2 separate regions of the Homo sapiens genome follow, and region 2 is linked to region 1. The links are chromatin loops, found by intact Hi-C in ENCODE. Cell type or tissue: PC-3. All regions are shown on one strand.

What was found. A loop is a pair of places that touch in the nucleus more often than their neighbours do. Peaks named below come from ENCODE experiments on the same cell type or tissue, not always from the same donor. Only the 100,000 strongest peaks of a DNase experiment are listed, where the experiment ranks them.
Region 2: it touches region 1 in a loop (2.7-fold over the local background); 1 of 110 quality-filtered maps calls a loop at or near these places.

The regions. Positions count from the first base shown.
Region 1 is chr6:48,756,543-48,759,042 of GRCh38, reverse strand. No RefSeq gene overlaps it. Among named protein-coding and RNA genes, the nearest start is that of PTCHD4, 650 kb to the right of the region's middle. In PC-3, no CTCF peak of the experiment used is centred here; a DNase peak (open chromatin) is centred at 1,152; H3K4me3 peaks cover 374 bases; H3K27ac peaks cover 2,270 bases.
Region 2 is chr6:48,610,552-48,613,051 of GRCh38, reverse strand. No RefSeq gene overlaps it. Among named protein-coding and RNA genes, the nearest start is that of PTCHD4, 500 kb to the right of the region's middle. In PC-3, no CTCF peak of the experiment used is centred here; a DNase peak (open chromatin) is centred at 1,531; H3K27ac peaks cover 813 bases.

The DNA.
Region 1 (2,500 bases):
TAAGATATAGTGTCAACAATGATAGATATTTGAATTGAACATTTCTGGGTGATGCCAATTTACATGTGGCTGAAACAGAGTGAATGTATTGGTCACTGAAGTTGAGGATGTTGATGGGATAGAAGGTTTAAAAATGATTCAGGATAATGACAGTATTTATAATAAGAAGACACTCTGAGCTACTAATTAAGTCATTACTAAAAGATGTTAGGCATCTTAGAAATGATAGTAGGTGGTAATCAACTTAATTAGACACGGTTTCAATTGGACTTGCTGCTCTAAATGTAATTTCCACATTAGGGCAAAATGAATAGAACTTCACACTTGGAATGGAGGTATTATTATGGCAAATGTTTTTGTTTTCTTTTTCTTGATATAGATTTAAATTTCTTCCTCTATCCATGATGCTTTTCAAGCACCATCATCCATGGACATGTATACCGTTCTGTAACTTAATCAAAAATTACTTCTTTTTGAAAAAGTAATTTCAACTTTTATTTTAGAATCAGTGGGTACATATGCAGGTTTGTTGCATGGGTATATTGTGTGATGCTGAGGTTTGGAGTGTGAATGAATCTGTCATCCAGGTAGTGAGCAGAGATCCCTATCGGCCCCTCCTTTCTCCCTCCCCATTTTAGTAGTCCCCAGTGTCTATTATTCCCATCTTTATGTCCATGTATACTTAGCTCCCACTTATGAGAACATGTGGTATTTGGTTTTCTGTTCCTGCATTAATTTGCTTAGGATAATTTAGGCCTCCAGCTGTATGCATGTTTCTGCAAAGGATGTGATTTTGTTCTTTTTATGGCTATGTAGTATCCCATGCTGTACATGTACTACATTTTCTTTATCCAATCCACTGTTGATAGCATCTAAGTTGATTCCGTGTCTTTGCTATTGTGAATAGCACTGCACTGAATATATGTGTGCACGTATCTTTTGGCAGAATGATTTATTTTCCTTTGAGTGTACACCCAATAATGAGACTGCTGAGTCAAATGGTAGCTCTGTTTTAAATTCTTTGACAAATCTCTGAACCGATTTCCACAGTGGTGGGACTGCTTTACCTTCCCACCAACAATGTAAGAGTTCCCATTTCTCTGAAGCCTGGCAAGCAATTGTTATTCTTCCACTTTTTAAAGGCTATCACCATTCTGACTAGTGTAAGATGGTATCTCATTGTGGTTTTGACTTGTATTGACCTGATGATTAATGATGCTAAGCATTTTTATATGTTTTTTTTTTGCCCACTTGTATGTCTTCTTTTGAGAAGTGACTGTTCATCTCCCTTGCCCATTTTTAATGGGTTATTTGATTTTGCTTGATTTGTTTAAGTTCCTCTTAAATTCAGGATATTAGACCTTTGTGAGATGCACAGTTTGCAAATGTCTTCTCCCATTCTGTAGGTTGTCTGTTTACTTTGTTGATAGTTTCTTTTGCTGTGCACAAAATCTTTAGTTTATTTAGGCCCTATTTGTCAATTTTATTCTTTTTTCAATTGCTTTTTGGGACTTAGTCAAAAATTCTTTGCCACAGCTGATGTTGAGAAGGCTATTTACTAAGTTTTCTTCTAGGAGTTTTATAGTTTTAGATCTTACATTTAAATTTTTAATTCATCTTGAGTTAATTTTTTATATAATGAAAGGTAGGGGTTCAGTTTCATTCTTCTGCATGTGCCTAGCCAGTTATCTTACCTCCGTTTACTGATTACGGAGTCCTTATTGCTTGTTTTTTATTGTTTTGTTGAAGATTCGATGGTTATAGGAGTGTGGTTTTATTTCTGGGTTACCTATTCTGTTCCATTTTTCAATGTGTCTGTTATTGTACTAGTACCATGCTGTTTTAGTTACTGTAGCCTGATAATGTAATTTGAAGTTGGGTAGCATGATGTCTCCAGCTTCAAAAATCACTTCTGATGAAACCCATTTGATAGCAAAATAAGGAAAATAATAATGTCATATTATTCACTTATATTATCAGTTATCTCTTTATTCTCAAACAGCCCTAACCTAGTTAATGTTCAGCTGTAAAATGTATCTGGAAAAAAACATCTCTTGAGTTGTTGCTTTGAAACAATTAACACATAGTACTCTTCTAGTATAACACTAATATGGTCTTGGAAAGTATACACAGTAACAAGACTATACTTCAACAACAACTGCAGATCTCAGTGGCTTAACACAACAGTTTTTTATTGCTCTTCATATATGCCAGATAAAGGCTGGTGTACACACATGTGTGTGTGTGTGTCTTAGGGGATGTTCCACTCTACAGTCCCATGGTCACTGTTTGATGAAGAGACCCTGTTTGATGATGATCCCAGCATTTAGAATGCCAATGGTATCGGTGCTATAGCAAGAGAAAAAACAGTTGAAGAGTGGCATTCTATTTCATCTATGTTTTGGAATGGAAGTGATACCTAACACTTCTTCCCACAGCCCATTACTCAGAACTATTTTTGTTGTTTCACTTAATAGGGGGTGGGTAGAGTGGAGAAATG
Region 2 (2,500 bases), 150 kb after region 1:
TTGAAGTCACATTGAGAAGCTCTAAATCTCGTTTTTTAAAAAACATTCAGCTGACTAAACTTTTCATTCTTTGGAATTTTTTTCTTTAACATTATCATTTCTACATTGTTAGTCAGCCATTATGGATTAACATTACTAGTAGAATACAAAACAACTACAAGAAATAGAGGACCTTGTGTACAATAAGCACTATACACTACTGATCTCACATAATACATAAATAAGATATCCAAAACTTTTTCTGAGAACATTGTTCATATGATGGTATGTATTGTTTATTGGGAGAGAGTGTAGGGGACTATCTGTTTTATACATTTTTATTGCCTGAAAGCTAAATAGTTCCCTGTACCATCAGATAACATACTTAACAATATACAGAAATATAGTAATAAATTTTTCTGCATATATTTGTCAACATATGTGTATTTGAGTCTATAAGAAAATATGAATGCCAACTGAGTAGCATAAATTAAGGAAGTGCAGATATTGATTTATTACCATATCTAATTAATTATTGAAGAAAAGGAAATTTGGAGAGGGGGATTATAAAAATTAGCTGAGTATCTACTTTGTGACAGTTGCAAAGTTATGCATATTTTGCCTACTACTTAATTTGATTTTTGCAAAATCCCTGAGTGGTAGATATGCTTATGTCCATTTCACAAGCAAGCAAAATAGCTAGGAAATATCATATACTTTCCAAAATATGATAAAAACTCATCTAAGATTTAAATCTGGGTCAGCCTGAACCCAGATCCCATGTTTTTTGTTTGTTTGTTTTTTTATGACATCATGTGATTTGCTTTTGTGAAATGATTAACCATCCAGCTATCTTAAGTCCTATGAATTTCTACATCTTTTGCTTTACAAGAAGAAGGAAAAGGAGGAGGAGGGAGAAAAGAAGGACAAGGAAGATAAGAGGATCAAGAGGATGAAGAGGAGAGATAAAGAGAAGGAGAGAGAGGTATGTGTTTGTATTAGAATCCATATCATGTGCAACAAAGTAATGTGAATATCATCTTATTTTACATTAATAAGCAATTAACATCAATTACATTTTGATTCAGATGTTTTTGAATCTTTGATTTAGGGTTGAAGATCATTGGTAAATTACACCAATTCATTCATTTAAAAATTTTCCCTATGGAGTAATGTTTATGGTGATATATAACTAAATGAATATAGATTATATTTGAGACATCAAAGGACACCAGTGTGTGCTGCATTAGTGGAGATTTTATTCATTGGAAAAAGACATAAGCCAACTCAGGCTTTCAGCAAACATTTGAAAAGACTGGCACAAAGATTTGGAGGCAACGGCTTAAAACAGGACTTAGAACCAAAACAGGTGTGCAGATATAGCCAGCGGTTGAATTTCTGGCAGTGAGAAACGAGGTAAGGATTTAGGTGCAGGAACTAGGTTGAAGGTCAATGAGTGAACCACAGCAAAAATGATAACTGAATCACTGGGTAGCAGGATTAAAGCTCCTTATATTCTCCCTCACAAAAGGAATGAAGAGATTTATAGAATGACGAAGACTTGGCAAACCTTGAGGGCTCCAAAGTATGTTGGATAACTGATCCAAGATCAACAAACTGGGCTGTTCCTTACAGAAGTGATTATATTCTCCATTTGCCTATGGCCCAAACCAATTGCAATGTTTATTTTGGGTTAACATAGATTATAGCATAAGACTCTATTATGGAAAACACAAAGATTATATCACTGCAATCAATAATTTTTCTTTTACCTGACTTCTACAAAATTTGTGAATTTCTACACAATTTTGAACACCTTTCTCTAGATCTCTAATTTATTTTCTGGATATGTTGAACCCCTTGCCTAAATGCAACTGAGGCAAACTTTTTTTTCCTTTTACTCAGATATACCAAAGAAGCAAATGCATTGTGAACTCTTCCCCTTTTTTACTGAGTTTCATTTTCTTTGTCTTTCTTTTTCTTTTTCTTTTTTTTAAGACCTTGTAGCAGTTTAATCATATGCCTTTGGAAGTTCTCCAGCACACTTGTAAAAGGAAATGACAAGCATCTAGAATAATTTATCCCTTTAGAAGAGAAAAACGCTATTTCTTTAGTTCCATCAACTAAGCTTTGACTCCACAAATTTAGGCATTGTCAATAGAGAGAAATTTCATCATCTCCTCCTAACCTCTCTACCATAAACTATATTTTCTCTTTTATACCTGATAGAAAATTATCTGACTTTATGTATATCAGTGATTATATATATATATATATATATATATATATATATATATATATATATATATTTTTATACTGGTCCTTGAGAAGTTAAGGTAATTCTGGGAAACAATAGGTTTATTTATGCTTGAGGTTTACATGTGATTATAATTTCCCAGTGAAGGTTATAAGAAAGGCATTAACTGAAACAACTTTTTTTAAGAGATGCTTTTTTTGGTATGCTTGTATATTTTTGACAAATTCTTTTTTGTTTTTAGATATGTGGAGATTTGATACTCAT